Linked DNA regions of Homo sapiens: region 2 is linked to region 1. Evidence: read pairs that join two places in POLR2A ChIA-PET (ENCODE). Cell type or tissue: HepG2. All regions are shown on one strand. Links, peaks and the distances in the headings refer to the core of each region. The heading gives the core; the rest is flanking DNA.

The links. ChIA-PET counts read pairs that join two places held together with the same protein. Peaks named below come from ENCODE experiments on the same cell type or tissue, not always from the same donor. Only the 100,000 strongest peaks of a DNase experiment are listed, where the experiment ranks them.
Region 2: POLR2A ChIA-PET joins it to region 1 with 5 read pairs; 10 of 35 experiments call an interaction of 5 or more read pairs at or near these places.

What each region holds. Positions count from the first base shown.
Region 1 is chr22:31,215,780-31,226,526 of GRCh38, reverse strand. It overlaps LIMK2 (LIM domain kinase 2), which reads right to left. Exons shown (of 16, transcript NM_005569.4): 2 at 708-807. It also overlaps the pseudogene RNU6-1128P. Among named protein-coding and RNA genes, the nearest start is that of LIMK2, 8.9 kb to the right of the region's middle. RefSeq lists an enhancer at 4,578-4,667. In HepG2, for the core only: no CTCF peak of the experiment used is centred there; DNase peaks (open chromatin) are centred at 4,596, 6,096 and 6,611.
Region 2 is chr22:31,331,171-31,339,893 of GRCh38, reverse strand. It overlaps PATZ1 (POZ/BTB and AT hook containing zinc finger 1), which reads left to right. Exons shown (of 5, transcript NM_014323.3): 3 at 4,031-4,202. It overlaps PIK3IP1-DT (PIK3IP1 divergent transcript), which reads right to left and starts at 4,545. Exons shown (of 2, transcript NR_110542.1): 1 at 4,478-4,545; 2 at 1,873-2,226. RefSeq lists an enhancer at 915-1,415. In HepG2, for the core only: no CTCF peak of the experiment used is centred there; a DNase peak (open chromatin) is centred at 493.

The DNA.
Region 1 (10,747 bases), core at 2,682-7,681:
CCAACCACACTAAAAACAACTCTTGGCTGGGCACAGTGGTTCACGCCTGTGATTCCAGCACTTTGGGAGGTCGAGGTGGGTGCATCATTTGAGGTCAGGAGTTCAAGACCAGCCTGACCAACATGTTGAAACCCCCGTCTCCACTAAAATACAAAAATTAGCTGCGCATGGTGGCAGGTGCCTGTCATCTCAGCTACTCAGGAAGCTAAGGCAGAAAAATCACTTGAACCCAGCAGGCAGAGATTGCAGTGAGCCGAGATTGCACCACTGCACTCCAGCCTGGGCAACAGCAAGAATCCCTCTCATAAAATAAAATAAAATAAAATAAAATAAAATAAAATAAAATAAGAATACAAACAACTCTTGAAGTACCTGCATAATCTGTAGTGCAGCCACAGGAAAGTCACTCTTCCTGGGCCTCAGTTTCCTCACCCATAAAGTGAGGGATATGGGACAACCCTGGAAAGGGCTCCTCTCATCCCCCCACCCTGCCTCCAGCTGGCCCATTTATGGCTCTTCCAATTTAACCTGGGTTCAGGGGGGCCACACTTGAGGTTTGGTCATGAGCTCTTCCTTGGTACATTCCTTTCCCCACCCTAAGATTGAAATTCTCAACTCAGAAGCTTGTTTCTGTGTTTTCCATCAGAACATGAAATAGTGCTTGGCCCATAGTACACTGGTAAAGATGGGAGGATAGGCCCACCTACCGGAAGCAAGAGCCGTGCCAGGTTTCGTTGACAGTCCTGTACCATATCTGGCTTGGAGCAATGTGGTCCCCACAGCCTGGACACCTCCAGACATCTTCACCTGCACACAAAACCAAGAGGTTGAGAGGCCCAAAGTAGCAGGAGGCAAAGGGACAGGATTCCTACCATGTAGAATAAGACTGAGTTAACAGCATCTCATTTGAAAGGGTTAGGCCAATGCTCTGCTAGATGCACAGTTTCTGCCTCCACAAGATCTCTGGTAAGCACTTGTCCAACCTCTGCTCATCTCTCCAGGGACAAGGAACTCATGGCCTCAAAAGTAGTCTCATTCCATTTTCTAAAAATGGTTCTGATTATCCTTTTTTCTACTGAAACAAAACTTGCCTTTTTCTAGAACTTTCAGCCTTTGCTTATAGCTCTGAGAAGAAGAAACGAACACAATCTCCTTCTTTTCAGTGTCAGCCCTTCCTATGACTATTCCCAGCCAACAGCCAGAAACTTCTCTCTGGGTTAAACATGTTACTGCCTTTTCCTATTCCTCAAAAGCCCTGTTTTTTCAGATTTTTCCATCACCTAATCCAAGAGCTCATTTACTCAACCAACATTGAATAAATTGGTCCTCTAGATCAGCAGTCCTCAACCTTTTTGGCACCAGGGGCCAATTTTTCCACGGACCCTAGGCTGGGGGTTGGGGGGCGGGGGGATGGTTTTGGTATCAAACTGTTCCAACTCAGATCATCAGCCATTAGTGAGATTCTCATAAGGAGCATGCAACCCAGATCCCTTGCATGTGCAGTTCACAATAGGGTTCACACTCCTATGAGAATCTAATGCCACCACTGATCTGACAGGAGGCAGAGCTCAGGCAGCAATGCTCACTGGCCCGCCGCTCACCTCCTGCTGTGCAGCCTGGTTCCTAACAGGCTACAGACCCGTACCAGTTGGCGGTCCAGGGGCTGGGGACCCCTGTTCTAGATACAAAGCTCTTTGTATGTTGGAGGCTGTTAGATTACATAATCTCTGCTCCTTAAGAAGCAAATCCACTGGAAAAGAACTGCTCTTTCATGTTGTTGATTTTTCACTTGGATGTTATTTCAGAGATAGAACCAAGTATTATTTTAGTTCAGAAAAAGAAAAGTAATGGGTATAAAAGGGGAAGAACAAATATTTAATGAATGCCTCCTATATGCCAAGAACTCTGCTAGGTGCTTTCATAGACCTAATCTCATTTAATTCTCAAAATAATCCTGTGACACAGGTATTATTATATTCACTTAATGGATAGGAAAATTAAAACTTGAGGCAGGGGGCAGGGTTGACTAGCTAAGTGGTGGATCTAGCATTCATACTCAGGTCTGGCTCATTCTAAAGCTTCTGCTCTTTCCATTCTACCATGTCAACTCTTGTTCACTCCAATGAGGGGAACCAGGAAAGTCTTTGTAGAGGAAGCTGACACTTGAGCTGAGCCTTGCAAGATAGGGAAGACTTACCTATCACTGGCTGAGAAAGGAGGGTGAAGGGTTGTGTGAGCTCAGAGACCAGCATAGACAAAAGCACAGAGTCGGTCCATGTTCCTCCAAAAAGAGAGGCCTCAAACAAAATACAATACTCCTGGTATGGCTCAGATGTCAACTTCTTGAAATAAAGAGGACAGCTGAGATCAAGCTGTGGTACCTGACTCAGCCCTAGAAAGCAGGACAAGGTTGTTACAAGACTCCCTTGTGCGCTCTGTGTATGCAGCTTTGTTCTCTCTGGGTAACTACAGACTGCCACAGGCACAGTGACAGTCACCGAACCCTGTTTCACAGGCACAGGGGCCATGAATAGACAAAGCACAGCTCCTGGCACTTCAAGATTGCTCAACATCATTCTGGAGCAGCCAATGTACACAGTTGTCCCCCTCGTTCCCCAGAGAAGAGTTAAACAAGCTGGCAAGAGGCCTTAAAACACCACCTCAACCCACCCATTCCACTCTTCTCATGCCTCAGTAATAGGATATATATATGCCCATCACTCATTCTTCCTGGGTCTAAAATCCTCAGACTCCTTGTCAAGAGGGGCCTTTTTGGTTTTAGGGTGACAGTGGTCACAGAGTATGCCATCTCTCTCACAAACTCCAAGGCAGAAAGTCTGAGAGACTCACTCAAACCAATCCCAGGTTGGGTTACGGACAGTGGACAAGACAATGAATTAGTGAGAGATTTTAATGAACACAAACATCCAAATGAATCTTCCAAGTTTTGGAAATATTTTTGGAACTCTTACATGTAAGAGCTTTCAGGGTCAGTTTATGAGCTGCCATGCCCCACCCCCAGCACATCTCATTATTTTAGAGCCACACCTTGTTTCTTGTTTTTACTTTTTAACCCAAAATTAAGTCTGTAACCTGACCACCCACTTACTCAACAATTCAATCTCTTGGCTCTGAATGATTTCTATTTCCAAAATTCAAACAGGATCAGGACTTTCCACCATGAGGATATTCAAGATAACTTGTTATTGCCATACCCTCCAGAGCTTGCCCTGCTTTCTCCAGTCTTGAGAAACCCAAAGACATTCAATCAACACATACTTTAGTACCTGCTTTGGGTTAAGCATGAAAGACCCGAAATCAAGACCCTCTACTCTCTCCTCTCATATCCACCTGGTTTCACTTTCCAAATGTCTCTCTAGCCCTTCCCTGTCCTTCACCCCAGCCCTACTTCAGATTTTTGGCTTCTTTTCCCTATCTGCTGTACTCAGCTGGCTCATCCACACTGCAAGCTATCTCAGCTCTGGGTTAGACTCCCCAGTGTCCACGGAACAAAGGCTGGGCTACTCGGTATGACACCCCTGTTCTGGATCCCATTCCATCTTACTTCTTAGAAGAAGTGCACTTTTAGTTATCTTTACAGCACCCCTCTCCCTCACTGGCTCCTCCTTATCTTTTAAATAAGTTCAAGTCACTGCCATCAAAAAAACCTCTGGTACTCTCGCTTCAGCAGCACATACATTAAAATTGGACTGAGACACAGAAGGTTAGCATGGCCCCTGCGCAAGGATGACATGCAAACTCGTTAAGTTTTAAAATCTAATTTAGTTTTAAAATCTAATTTTAAAAAAAACCAAACCACTGGATCCTTTTCTCCTCTAGCTACCATCCTTGTTTCTCCCCTTCACAGCCACATGTATGAAAAAGTTGTCTTGGGAGGCCAAGGTGGGTGGATCACTTGAGGTCAGGAGTTTGAGACCAGCCTGGCCAACATGGTAAAACCCCACCTCTACTAAAACTACAAAAATTGGCTGGGCATGGTGGTGCACGCCTGTAGTCCCAGCTACTCAGGAAGCTGAGGCAGGAGAATCGCTTGAACCCAGGAGGTGGAGGTTGCAGTAATCTCGCCACTGCACTCACGCCTGGGCAACAGAGCGAGACTCTGTCTCAAAAAAAAAAAAAAAAAAAAAAAAAAAGAGGCTGGGCACGGTGGCTCATGCCTGTAATCCCAGTACTTTGGGAGGCTGAGGCGGGTGGATCACCTGAGGTCGGGAATTTGAGACCAGCCATGACCAACATGGAGAAACCACATCTCTACCAAAAATACAAAATTAGCCAGGCATGGTGGTGCATGCCTGTAATCCCAGCTACTCAGGAGGCTGAGGCAGGAGAATGGCTTGAACCCGGGAGGCAGAGGTTGCAGTGAGCTGAGATCTCGCCATTGCACTCCAGCCTGGGCAAGAGTGAAACTCCAACTCAAAAAAAAAGAAAAAAGAAAAAAAGTTGTCTACACATCGCTGCCCTCATTTCCTCACTTCCCACTTTCTGCATAATGCACTGCAATCTGGCTTCCACCCCCACCATTTCTCTGAAACTGTCTCACCAAGGTCAACAGTAACAGTAACTGCTTATTGCTAAATTCAATGGACCCGCTTCAGTCATTCTTTCAGCAAATATTTATTGCATGCCAACTATGCATCTGACACTGTGTTGGGGAAAGAGGAGCAAACAAGAGAGAGATTAAACACAAAGCAAATATTAAACAATAATATAATTATTTATTGAGGGCCGGGCGCAGTGGCTCACGCCTGTAATCCCAGCACTTTGGGAGGCTGAGGCAGGTGGATCACAAGGTCAGGAGTTCGAGACCAGCCTGGCCAATATGGTGAAACCTTGTCTCTACTACAAATACAAAAATTAGCCAGGCATGGTGGTGGGCGCCTGTAGTCCCAGCTACTCAGGAGGCTGAGGCAAGAGAATTGCTTGAACCTGGTAGGCGGAGGTTGCAGTGAGCCAAGATCATTCCACTGCATTCCAGCTTGGGCGACAGAGCGAGACTCTGTCTCAAAAAATAATAATTATTATTATTATTTATTTATAATTGGGGCAAGTGGTACGAAGATATCAAGTTCATAACTAGGAAAAGGGCGGGCGGCCAAAGTATTCCTTGAGGAAGTAATTTCCAAGCTGAGCTCTAAAGGATGAATACAAATTAACGGGGCAAAAAAGGGGGGAAGGAAGGCTAACACTGGAGAGGGGGGACATGTGCAAAGGCCCTGGGGCAGGAACAAAAACTTCTCACACATCATTAAAGTTGGCTTTTGCTACCTCCAAAGGGCTAGCAAACCATGTCTGGCCCCTGGTCTGCTACAATCCTTCAATAAACAGTTACTGAAAGAGCAAATGGTCCTTACAATGTGGTCCCAAAGGACCCTTCTCTCTCACCATTCCTTACAAAAGAATGCTCTAGTTACATTTTGACCTATTTTCTATTCCTGCCACTTTTATTCATGTACTTGCATCCTGACATTCACACCTCCAGTTATTCTCTATGTATAAGCTTCTCTATCTTTTCCCTTAATCAAAAAAAAAATTTTTTTTTTTGAAACAGAGTTTTGCTTTTGTTGCCCAGGCTGGAGTGCAATGGCACAATCTCGGCTCACCACAACCTCCGCCTCCCAGGTTCAAGTGATTCTCCTGCCTCAGCCTCCCGAGTATAGCTGGGATTGTGGGCATGCGCCACGACGCCCGGCTAATTTTGTATTTTTAGTAGAGACGGAGTTTCTCCATGTTGGTCAGGCTGGTCTCAAACTCCCAACCTCAGGTGGTCTGCCCACCTCGGCCTCCCAAAGTGCTGGGATTACAGGCGTGAGCCACTGCTCCCGGCCCCTTAATCAAATTTCTATCCTTTCTTTAAAGTTCCCTAAAATCAGGCAGTGTTTGTTTCATTTTGTCTATACCTATTTTACATAATTTGTTATTTAATTACAGTTCACTGCATATGTTTCTCTCTCCTTCAGTCCCTCTCTCTCCACTCTCCTCCCCCACACCCCATTCAGAGAACTAAGGTGTAAGAACTGTATCTTTATTATGTTCTTATCTCCAGGGCCTAACCTTGGGCCTGGTGCAAAACAGACATTCCTTTGTGTGGTGAACCCAACTGAAAATTTGGATCCAACTGCCAGCTATAAAAGCAATTTCCAAAGATAAGTTCCAAAGGTCAGCACAGATGATTCCACTGGAATAACTGTTCTGGCTCCCAGATTACCTATGAGTAGTCTCATGTGGATAAACCTGGCCTCAGTTTACCTGTTATGCATTCACACTGCTTTTCTGTTAGGAAGTACCTGAGCAAAGATATTCACCCAAAGCACACAGCCTCCTACGCCCAGACCCTCTTCAAGAGAACACTCTTGACTTCTTTAGCTCTCTTACAGTCTTAAAAATTCATTGATCTATTCTCTTACCACCTTTATTCTAGGAAATGTAAAAGAAATGTAATACTGTAATGCAAAGTCTTAGGGATTTCTGTGAAGCCTAGTGGAGGATCAATCCAAAGTCCAGTCAGCCTGGGAAGTTCTTTCTTAAGAAAATATCTCATTGTACCAGGCTGTTCATTCTCTCCCTCTATAGTGTTTACCTCTCATATTTGCAGACTTATCAACAGTGGCTACTGATTGTTAAGAGTCCAGAAAAGAGCCGGGCGTGGTGGCTCACGCCTGTAATCCCAGCACTTTGGGAGGCCGAGGCGGGTGGATCACGAGGTCAAGAGATCAAGGCCATCCTGGCTAACACGGTGAAACCCTATCTCTACTAAAAAATACAAAAAATTAGCCGGGCATGGTGATGGGCGCCTGTAGTCCCAGCTACTCGGGAGGCTGAAGCAGGAGAATGGCATGAACCCGGGAGGTGGAGCTTGCAGTGAGCCGAGATCGTGCCACTGCGCTCCAGCTTGGGCGACAGAGCCAGACTCTGTCTCAAAAAAATAAAATAAAATAAAAAAAAGAAGAGTCCAGAAAAGGAGCTTGATTTAAGTAAATGTTCACAGTACCTTCAAACAATAAAGGACCCTTATTAGGTGTTTAATAAACAGAAAACTGTGTTTTCAGTTATTATTGGAATTTGTTGCTTTTAATAAGTGCAACTGTGCAACGTAAGGTGAGCACTGCAACAAATGTCTCATTATAGGGGTTCTCACCTTTAAGACCTTTTCAATCTTGGTATAAAATACATTCACTTTACATTCACTTTATGAATGCTTCTCTCTCCCAACTTAATTAGCAATGTGGCCCTCAAACAAATGTGAATCCACTGGGGCAGGCGCCAAAAAAAAAAGAAGGAAAATAGACTTGCCTAACCACCACAAAGCTACTGAAAGATGGTCCAGGAGGGATTCAAACCCATGCTCAGAGACTACCATGCCAGTCATATTTTTAATACCCTATGCAGCCTCAGACAAGTTGAGACTTGCTCAAGAACACACAGCTATTCAGTGGAAGGGTTGGCCTGGTATCCCAGCTCAGAGCCAATGCAGTCCCCACAATGTTCACCTTAAATTTGGTCTAAGAGCTTGGTTTCTGCAAATGAGTCCTTTTTAGGCTTCAAAATGGTGAGAAATCCTCAAGCACTGAGAGCTCATGAGACTCTAATGCCTAGCTTAAATCAACATCCTATCCTTTCATTTAAAAAAATCTTTGAAGCTTCTCACGTTCCACCAGACAACGAGAACCAGGAACAAAACTCAGCCAATTCAGTGCAGCATAAAACAAGTATGGTAACCCCTGGGCCCCTTGGGAACTGGCGGGTCAGGTGTATAAATCCCACTTGTTCTGGGACAAAGCAGAAAGCAGAAGGGCAGGGCAGCAGCTGCTGGGGAAAAGCCAAGAGAAAAAGATCACATTTTAATGAAGTGACTATCAAAAAGACTAACAGTAAGGATTAACATGCCTCTAGATACTCTCCCTGTAACCCAAAGGGTTTTCTTCCTCACTAGCTTACCAAATTTTACCAAAAGGAGTGTCTCAGGAAAAAAAAAGATTAGATGATTTTTAAAAGAGCTTTCGAGCTTCTCTAAACCTTGGATTGTTCTTTTGTAAAAGGAGGGATCAAGTGATTTCTTCCAGCTCTGAGAGACTGACACCAAACCAAGGGCCTCTCCTTTTTCAGGTTAAGGCACAGACACAGGTATCTCAGAAAGTTTCCTTCTTGCTGTTATTCTCTTCTTCCCTTCTTTGGTTTATTTGGAAAAATTTGTGAGGGGTAAATGTATGTGTGTTTGAAACCTGAATCTGTCACTGTTTGCCTCTGTGTCCTTGGGCAAATTATTTGACCTCTCTGAGCTTGTCTCCTAATCTTTAAAAAGAGGATAATACCACCTGCTTTACAGGATTACCAAGTGGATTAATAGAAATAATGTAATAGATGTGAAAATATCTCCCATGGTGCCAGGCACTTAGTTGGACCGATTTGTGACTAACTTCTCTTCCTTCCTGCGTGTGTATCTAGGAAGTTGGCTGGGGAAAAGGTTAAGCTGAATACAGAAACTTCTAAAATCTGAAGGGAAGGTTTTCAAAACAAACTCAGCAAACTTTTTTCTATGTGCCCATGTACAAGGCACAGAGTAGGCCAGGAATTACTGGGGCCCTTGGTGTGTACTCATGGGGTGTGAAGGACATGGATATACACAGAAATAACATGTCAGAGAGGGACAAACCAGGTGCTACAGGCAAGGCAAACTCAGTACATTAACAAAATACACTGCAGTGACAAATGAGACAGATGGTTCTTATGTCTTTCAGGCCACCCAGACTGCAACTTCCAACCAGAAGTTCACTCAACTGTGAATGAGTAGGCATTTTCTTATCTATGGAGGGCCTATAAAAATATCTTTATCAGAGAACTGGTTAACCAATTGATATATTCTCATACAGCAGTTCTCTGCCAGTTGTCAATGATAGAGGAAAAAAACTACTTTATGCCAGACAATGTCCTAAGCACTACGCAAGTATGAGCTAACTGAATACAAAGATCCCATGAGATCAGGACTAGTCTTAAAGAACTATTATTGTTCTCATTTTACGGAAGAGGAAACTGAAATACTCAGCTAATAAATGTTTGAGCTGGGATTAGACCACAGGTCTAGTCTCCAAAGCCTGTCTTTTTTTTTTTTTCTGAGACGGAGTCTCGCTCTGTCACCCAGGCTGGAGTGCGGTGGTGCAACCTCGGCTCACTGCAACCTCTGCCTCCCAGGTTCAAGCAATTCTCTGCCTCAGCCTCCCGAGTAGCTGGGATTACAGGCACCTGCCCCCATGCCCGGCTAATTTTTGTATTTTAGTAGAGATGGGGTTTCACCATCTTGGCCAGACTGGTTTGAACTCCTGACCTTGTGATCCACCCACCTCAGCCTCCCAAAGTGCTGGGATTACAGGCGTGAGCCACTGCACCTGGCTCAAAGCCTGTCTTTAACTACATTTTAGACTTTCTTTCCTGGACAAAACAAATTACAGGCAGAAAGACATGATAAAAAAGAATCCCAGAAAGAATGTTCAAGGAACACTTTAATGAAACCAGGCATTGGTTTCATGTTCTAGTTACTATTCAATGTAAATTAATAGGTAAAATAGTCTAATTCTTTCTACTATATAAAAATAGATAAAGGATGAGAAAGAAGGTAGACTTGTAAGAGACTGCTACAGTTTCAGGTCCTCTCATTGAAATGAGATGTGTGTGATGGTGGGCCCTATCAGACCCGCTCAAGGTTACACTAACAAGAAGGCAGCCCTGTTCTGGGAATCAGCTCAGCCTCCAGAAGATGCAGAAAATCCACCATGAATGTGGAAAGCCTAATACAGCCCCTTGATCATGACGGATTTTTATTTAGTTTTGAAATCTTGTGGTCATTTTGGACCCTACCCTGCTCCATCACATATCCAGGACCATCCAAGTCACCCTGGCCTGCCTATGTCAGGAGGCATCTTTTATTGGTTGGTGCCTTCTTCATTGCTACCACTAAGACCTCATCTCAGGGCCCACTATACCCACCTCCAGATTGGTGGCCCTGTGCCCACATCATGAGTCTTCCTTTCTCTAAACCTACGGTGCCTACTGTAGACTAGAAACTTCCAAAATCCTCAGCCTGGCATTAAACCCTCTAGTCCGGTTGCACCCACATTCTCAGCTGTACCTTCCACTTCCTATGAATCTTCCACCTCCCAATCCTTGCCTCTACCACACGTATTTGCTACCCTTTATGAAGACCTGAAACTTGCCTACTTTTGTCTCCTACTCCCAAAGTTTCTTCCCTACTAAGATATCATCTTCCCCACCTTCTTTAAGCCTATTTAAGATTTCTCAAGTCTTACCCACTTCAAGAAGTATTCCCTAACCAAAACTGATGGCCACCCTGGATACCCTGCTATTCTTTAAACATGCCAAACACATTCCCTGACAACTCACTTCTTCTATCCCCTTACCCTACTTCACTTCTCTTCAATGGATTTATCCCTGAATATGATGTTCATACATTTACTTGCTGTCTATCTCTCCCCACCAGAACATACACTACATGAGGGAAGGGATTTGGTCTATCTTGTTCCTTGCTGTATCCCTAGGGGCCAAAAGAGTTTAGCACATAGCAGGAACTCAATATATATTTGTGGAATAAATGTTTGAAGAGAATTCTCCCTCATCTTTGAAATTCTATAATGTTATCATACGCAAGCCTTATAACAGCTTGTCTTATCAATTTTTTTCTTTTTTTTAAGAGATGGGGATCTTGCTATGTAGCCCA
Region 2 (8,723 bases), core at 400-5,399, 120 kb before region 1:
GAGTTCAAGGGCTACTAAGGGTGGGGGTGTGCACTAGTGCCCTTGGTACCACTTGGGCCCCATTCCCAAGCTGCTCAATCCTTAGGAAGAAAAGCTTTAGGAAGTCTGGGAAGGGAGCAGGACTGGGGCTCAGTGTTGAGTGGTGATGACCTGCACTCAGGGTGCCTGGGCCAGGACCTGGCAGGCATGGCCCTTAATTACAGCAGGCTGTCTAACTAAGCACAGGGCTGTGGGCCGGGCAGCTCTTCCGAGTGCCACAGGCAGTCAAAGCATTCTGCCTCTGGCTCACTCTCTTCCCATCAGCGTCCCTCTGTCTTCTCCCTGTCTCTAGGACAAAGAATGCTCTTCTCCTGACACCCCAGCATGGAAGTTCTGGATGTTCCCTTTGAGATCTGTCTCCCTCCGCCCCTTCTCTCCTGGGTTGTGTGACCAGGCTCTTTCATGTTCTGTGTTGTCTGAACTTCTGCTGTGCCTAGACTTTGGACTTTCACAGGCTCCCCAGAAAACCTGGGGACTGCAGCAGCAGAGGGTCAATCCTGGCACAGAGAAGCCAACAATCACTTCAGCTTGGCTTTGAACACAGGGAAAGCGTTTGTCATGTTTGTGTTTTTTCCCCCAGCAGCAGATTTACATTCCTAATTCTGTTTGCTCAGGCGAAAGTTAGCTTTCATTCCTTGAGAGATAATCAATGGAGGACAGGGTGGGGGAAGCCAGCCCAGTCTGGGATTTTAATTTTGCTTAGCTAATCCCCAAATGGATAAGCCACTTGTGGGTAACTGAAGTTTGGCTATCCATCATCTTTAGGTAGCAAAGCATGACAGGCAAAGCCTTTAGAGGACAGATCCCAAAAGAAGGTTGGCAAGAGAAACAAGGCATCTCTTTCCTATCCCTCTTGTGGCTCCCTCTCCCAGAGACTGTGGAAGACAAAATCCTGAATATGCTTTCAGCCCCCGAGTAGCTGGGACTACAGGCGCCCACCACCATGCCCAGCTAATTTTTTTGTATTTTTAGTAGAGACGGGGTTTCACCATATTGGCCAGGCTGGTCTCAAACTTCTGACATTGTGATCCACCCGCCTCGGCCTCCCAAAGTGTTGGGATTACAGGTGTGAGCCACTGCGCCTGGCCTCAGCCCTGTTTTCTTACACCTGATCCATGTTGGTTCCTTTGAGTTCTGAGGCTTAGAACACACCCTCTCTCACCATTGGAGGGGTGGTCTTTGGGTCGCTGCCTGGCAAAGCTAGCTCTTGTCCCCAAATAAATCAACAGGTGTACCTCTCTTTCCCGGGGGTGTTTATGCAGCCCCTGCTCTGGTTTAGAGACTGCTGGGCTGTGTAGAGGTTAGGAGTTTTTTTCTCCTACTGTGGCCTGTCACTGGGTCATGAGGTCCCTGGCTGACGTGGGGCCCACATGTGGCCATGAGAGCAAGCATCCATGGTGCTTTCTGACTTCCTACATGCTGGAATTTCCTTGCACAAATCTGTTCACCTTTCCCTTTTGGGAGTCCTGGCTGCCAAGTACTGTACACTGTGTTATAAAGTATGAGCACCTTTCACTCAGCAGAAGCTCCCTCTCCTGAATCTGGAGATGGTAAGAGCACAGGCTCTGGGACTGGTTCTTAGTCCAGCTGTCTCATATCCTCTCACGGCCTCCACTGGCCCAGCTGTAAACTGGGAGAGATCAGAATCCCCCAGGGTGTCCAGGAGGATTGGTAAAGTACTGGCCTGGGTGTGGTGGGGGTGGGTGTGCTAGACTTTCTTTAGTAGCTGAGTCTTGTGTTTTAAGCAAGTTCACCTTCTGAAGGTTTCCTCATTTATGATATGAATACACTGAATATATAAAACAGATAAAAGCAGTATGTCATTGCTACAAATTCAGTTCAAATGTATAATGTTTACTTAAAAAGACAATGACAGAAGAGCTAGGTAGGCTGTGCTAACGTACACAGATATTTGGGACTGGGGTAGTAAACAGTGGTGTCTTCTACCTTGACAGCATTGCATGCGTTTGTTTCTTGCTATGGCTGTACAGTAAGGAGACAGTTAGATGTCTGTATGTGTTGACAGTGTTCAGCCACTTACCTTGAGCTCTCAGGTTCTCAGGATGTGCTTCTGTTAAAGAGAGATGGCAGAGGCAGTTCCGTTCTAGCACAAGGTAATGGGGTGGTCTTCAGTGGGTTACCATTTGATCTGTGACACAAAGGTGAATGTTGCTTTCTCTTACAGTTCTAAAACAGTAAACACACACACACACAAAAGAAATGAGTCAAAATTGACTAGAACCCATGAAACACCTCCCTGGAACCAAAATAGCTTGAAAGCCAACGGATTCAGCTCTTCTCAGGGCTTTCCCAATATTCTATGACCCCCACAGCTGGAATGCCTTTGTAAGCTCCAGCTGAGGAAGGGATGTTGTGAGGAGACTGATCACTGGTACTAAGTCAGGTGCTCAGGTACAGGAAGTGCCTGCCAACCTGAGTCCTCCTTCCAGGGTGCTGGTTCTGACCTTCAGCTCCTGACTCATCCAACCCCGGGGGCCTGGCTGTGAGTTGGTGCTCAGCTCACACCACAGCTTTCCAAAGCCACGCTGTCTTGGAGGGTGATCACACAGCTTGCCTCGGAGGGCTGCTGTCAGGATGGGTTGCATGAGATAAGTGCCTCTAAAAGGCTGAGCACCGTGCCTGCCTGGCACACAATGAATGCTTAATCAATACAGGGTAGTATCATCATCCTTGCTGTCACCAGCACTTCCCCAGCTTAACGTTTCACAAATGCTTTTTTTTTTTGAGACGGAGTCTTGCTCTGTTGCCCAGGCTGGAGTGCAGTGGTGTGATCTCGGCTCACTGCAAGCTCTGCCTCCCGGGTTTATGCCATTCTCCCGCCTCAGCCTCCCGAGTAGCTGGGACTACAGGCACCTGCCACCATGCCTGGTTAATTTTTTTGTGTTTTTAGTAGAGACCGAGTTTCACCGTGTTAGCCAGGATGGTCTTGATCTCCTGACTTCGTGATCCGCCCGCCTCAGCCTCCCAAAGTGCTGGGATTACAGGTGTGAGCCACCGCGCCCGGATTTTTTTTTTTTTTTTTTTTTTTGAGAGGAAGTCTTGACTTGTTGCCCAGGCTGGAGTGCAGTGACACGATCTTGGCTCACTGCAACCTCTACCTCCCAGGTTCAAGTGATTCTCCTGCCTCAGCCTCCCAAGTAGCTGGGATTACGGGAGTCTGCCACCACACCCGGCTAATTTTTTATATTTTTAATAGAGATGGGGTTTCACCATGTTGGCCAGGCTGGTCTTGAACTCCTGACCTCAGGTGATCCACCCATCTCGGCCTCCCAAAGCGCTGGGATTACAAGCATGAGCCACCGCACCCGGCCCACAGACACTTTTGAAGCCTCTGGCCCTTGCTGTCTGCTAATTCTCATGTCGTCAGAATTGCCACTATCATTTAATGGGCTGCTTTTTCAATTCAAACTCGTGAAAATATTACGAATAATTATCTCTGCACTTTGTCCTGCCTTTCCTTTCCATTTCCCTGGCCAAGACTAATGTCACTTTTGAATAAAATGAACAAATATAATTCTTTGTATAAAACTAGGGGAAACCCAGGGATACAGAACAGGAAGGCTGGTTTATATGCCAATAACTCATCTGTAAATTCATGTAAATGTAATTCTGTGCATTATAGCTAATGCACCTAAAGTCAATTCTTAATGTCTAAGGATGAGCAAATGTGTAACTCTTCATTGTGTAGAGGGGTATAGAGCTTAGCTTGCCATGTCCTGGGTACATTTCCAGTAGTCATTTAGTTAGTACCAGTGATTCCCACTCAAGTGTCCCGTAAGGAGGTACCATGGGAAATAAGAGCAGCCTCTTGGCATTCTGGGTAGGGAGCCTGAGCCAAACTCTAAAGCTGTCTTTATAAAGGGAGGTCATGTGATGGCCAGAAATTGCCTTTGCTTCATGGTGCACTTGGTGGGGAGTCAGGTGTGGGGTGCTGGGTTTCACATCATCCCATTTTCTTTTCTGCCTTCAGACCTGCAATGCTTCTTTTGCCACCCGAGACCGTCTGCGCTCCCACCTGGCCTGTCATGAAGACAAGGTGCCCTGCCAGGTGTGTGGGAAGTACTTGCGGGCAGCATACATGGCAGACCACCTGAAGAAGCACAGCGAGGGGCCCAGCAACTTCTGCAGTATCTGTAACCGAGGTAATCTGCCCACTGTTTCCTCACTTCCAGAGGATGGGCCTGAGCGTGTATGGGAGGCCTAGGGGTGTCTCAATCACCCTGCCTCAGACTCCACTCTTTGCACAGCCACCCCCTACTTCCCACTGAATGATAAACACCTTCATCACCCAACTAGCTATTTGCTACCTCTTCCTTCCCAAGAAGCTTGGGGTGCTTAGAATGGGAAGTCCCAGGAGACCAGCAGGTCAAAACAGAAGGAGAGAGGTTCTTCCCAAGCTTGGGCCCATAACTCTCACCTGCTACTCAGATGGCAGGATGGATGCATTTTGCAGACACCACTGAACCACTGAGGTTGGTGGGGGAGTTAGTAGGTCCCAAAGTGAGAGAAAAAGAGGTTGGTCCGGCTTGAGAGCTTTTGCTGGTTGATTCACTGGCATATGAAATTCAGCAGCCAGGGAAGGAGGTTGAGTCTGGAGATAAACAAGGAGCAGACACTTTGTAGCACAAGTAGTCAGAAGAGAGCCCAAACTCAGGTAGATTGTGGCCTTGAGAGAGGAAAGTGGAAGGTGCTCTGAGCAGGGCAGCATGCTTGAGGACAAGGTGGGCCTAAGTAGTGTCTAACTCTGTGGCAGTGGTGTTGTGTTGGGTGAAGTCAAGCCTGTCCCCAAGGTTCTGCCGGGTCTAGTTGGCTGTTGGAAGTGCTAGATGTTTGTGTTTTGCAAGCACAGCATCAGTGGAGGCTTGCACTGTGTCTGTGCTAAAGGAGGTTGGAGCAGCTATCTGTGAACGTGAGGATGCTTCTGCATGGTGTGCTTTGCTTTGGCCAGTGGGGAGCACTGGGATGTCCTTATCTCCTGGGGCATTCTTGCTTGTCCCAATGCTTCCGAAAGCCTGCTTAGTGGGTGCAGCACTGAACCAGGAGTCAAGAGACCCAGGGTTTAGTCCCAGCCTCTCACTAGGTGGCCTCGAGTTCTCCCATTCCCTCTCTAAGCTTGAGTTTCTTCATCTCTCAAATGGGGTTAAGAATAGCCCCCTTTCCCACCTCACAGGGCTGTTATGAGGATCCCAGGAGACAAGGTAGGTGAAAGGAGCCGCACACTTGGGAGACTCTATCCTTGCACTTTGTAACAATGTTGGGAAAGACATGCTTGTTGACACTCTGGGTTGGACCAGGCACAACACTCCTGCAGGCCTTGGCGGAATCGTTGGGTGCCTGTGCTGTGTTCATGTGCCGAGGTCCACGGTGGAAGGAGATTGCTGAGTAGCTGGGTGTTCTTGGTGTCCTGGAACTGGGTCCCTCCTTGCAGCTTCATACCTGGGGTTTGTACCACCAGGACACCTGCTGTGAAAGCAGGGAAGTAGTAGTGAAGGTCTCTTAAGCTGTCTGTTCTGTTTTCTGACATGTCATTAGAGCCCATTGCTGACAGGAGCTTCCTCCAGGTTGCAAGCGGTGGGCTTGCGCATGCAGGGAGAGTTATCAGGCTGTGGCTGACTGTCTTGACTGGGGCTTCCCCAGCCCTAGAAATAATGTCGTTTCTTGTCTTGCTTCATCCTAACCTGGCTTCCTGACAGCTCCCCCGGATAACTCAAAACCTGCTGTAACAAGCTGTTAGCAGGCATTTTGTCAAGTTTTCAATATGGAAGTTCCCAGTCTGAGAACTGGGGTCAGAGACCAGAGGTTGAAAACTGCTGAGTGGAGAAGGGTGCTCATGATAAAACTCAGAAAGCCCAGACCAGATGGTGGAGTAGGGCAGAAACTGGACAGGAGACCCAGGGCTACAGCCCTTGAAGCCCAGCTCAGGAGGAGAGAAAAACTGAGAGCAGCAGGGACAGTGGGAAAGTTGGCCCAGTAAGGAAGCAGCTGATGTGGCAAAGCCAACAACTATTGTACATCAGGATTTATTTTCCAAGGGCTAGTAAAGAGAACTTGGGCAACAGCCATAAGCTACATGACCGGAATGGAGAATCCAGAAGAGTAAACCAGAGTCTACTTTTTCTCAGAAAAGCCAAGACTGGGTCTGGATCACAGGCCAAACATCTCTGGGTTCCAGAGCCAGAGCGGGAAGTCCCTTTCCTGCAAGAAGACTAAAGAAGGTGCTGGTCCAACCCATGCTGGGTACTCAGAAAGAAGAGAAAACAATTGCAGTTTTTATCAGAAGAGAAGGAGCAGGATTCTACTCCTGGACTCATTCCTTGGGCAGAAATAGGAAGAGACAAAAAAAAAAAAAAAAAAAAAGGAAGAGGATAAAGTTCTTTCTGAGCACCAAAAACATTGAGACATTGGAATCAAAATGCAGAGAGCTCTGTGTCCTCCTTTGCCCTGCTGCCACCAAGCCTGTACCTACAGGAGGGGTTGCACGAATAAACGAATGTTCTTATCTCTGCATGTGTTCAAACAAAGGCTGAATGTCAGAACAGTTAAGATTGAATCAGGTGAACTTCCAGGTGCCCTCAGATCCTTCAATCCCAACAATTCTTAAATAGTTGACTTAAGTATCTACCTATAGATCTGTCTTTTTCAATTTTTGCCACAAAAATGACTCCTGGCTGTGAAGAATGGCAAAGAGGAAAGGCAGCCTGACTCCTGCAGCCTCACACGTGAGTCAGATGCAAGTTGAAGAGACAGATGACTCTGGCTTTGTCATACAGACATATCAGGATGTGTATGATACTATTTGTACAGGAAGATCATTTGCAGTGGAGGGAGTATTATGGCTAGAAAAGCTTGTTCCCACATTTTTGAGTTGAGGAAATCAGTTGAGTTGAACAGTGGAAAAGGGAGAAGGCCCTGGCTGATCACCATGATTTTCTTCCTTTAAAGTTTCTGTAGCAGGATCTTTGTATATATGCCTATGTGCTGGTATGGTGAAGAGGAACAGATTATCAGGAATCCGCCTTTGACAGAGACATTTGAATGCAAACATCATTGCTTGAAAGGTAGAGGAAGCCTTCTCCCCAGTCAGAGGTAAGCACACAAGTGGATGGATGCAGGGAACCTGCTGTTCCCCTGGACTCACATCAAGCTATGTAGGCCCACTCCAACACAGTGCAGTTGGGAATGGCCCCTTCAGGGTTTGGACAAGGAGAAAGCAGTCCCCAACCCCTGCATTGATGTGGAACCTGCCAAAGGATGATTTGCTTCTGGAGTGCCAAGTGCAGGCACACCAGGCAAGAAAATGCAACTGAGGAGCAGTGGCCTTTTGCTAATAAGACCATCGTCTCTGGAGTGAAAGGGCCGGTGGCTTGTTGGTTGTAGTGGCAGTCATATGTGTGCTCAGCATCTCCATTGCGTGGATGGCTGGATCAAGCTGCCTCTTTGGATCTTGGTTAATCAGTGGTGAATGGGTGGGTAAGTTTAGAATTCCGGCTAAATATGTCTGGCTTCAAAGACGTATTCTGCTCAGAAGCTCAGCTTCTGTTTCATCCTAACACTTGGCTGCTGAGTTGCTCTGTGTTTAAATTCTAGGCTTTAAGTGGCAGCTGTGGATCCACTCCTACCACCCCGCCATGTGGTTTTGCTATAGATAGTACAGTCTGCAGCTGGGGTAAAGTCAAGAGGACTCAGCCACGTGTTTCTAAGACTGTTTTTCAGGAAAACTCAGCAAGACAGTTTCGCTGTTGTTGCCCAGACTGGAGTGCAATGGCGCGATCTCAGCTCATCACAACCTCCACCTCCTTGGTTCAAGCGATTCTCCTTCCTCAGCCTCCCTAGTTAGCTGGGATTACAGGCATGCACCACCACGCCCGGCTAATTTTGTATTTTTAGTAGAGACAGGGTTTCTCCATGTTGGTCAGGCTGGTCCGGAACTCCCAACCTCAGGTGATCTGCCTGCCTCGGCCTCCCAAAGTGCATGAGCCACTGCGCCCAGCCAAACTCAGCAAGTTTTTATTGAGCATCTGCTGTGTTCTCTTGGTATAGCTCTCCCAGTAAGGAGTAAACATAATAATTCCTGGTGCTCTCCCGCTCCTTTCTGTCCCCTTTTGATTGCAGTGGACCTGCTCTGGTTCATCACAGGGAGAGAGCTTCATGCTATTTTAGAGACCCCACAAGGGATTAAAAAACTAAGGAAAGGCCGGGCACGGTGGCTCACGCCTGTAATCCCAGCACTTTGGGAGGCCGAGGCGGGTGGATCGCGAAGTCAGGAGATCCGAGACCATCCTGGCTAACATGGTGAAACCCCGTCTCTACTAAAAATACAAAAAAAATTAGCCAGGTATGGTGGCGGGCGCCTGTAGTCCCAGCTACCAGGGAGGCTGAGGCAGGAGAATGGCATGAACCCTGGAGGCGGAGCTTGCAGTGAGCCGAGATGGTGCCACTGCACTCCAGCCTGAGCGAGAGTGAGACTCTGTCTCAAAAAAAAAAAAAAAGGAAAAAATTACCTTCTAAAGTGGTATCATCATATTATCAGAAAGTTCTAATATCTTGTACTGATTGGTGGGAGCCAATGTCTCCTGGTTCTGCTTTGTTTTAGGGGACTCTACAGTACCACCCCAAGGGGCAGGGCTAACAGCCTCTTTCCCATTAGCCTTGTCTCCTCACTC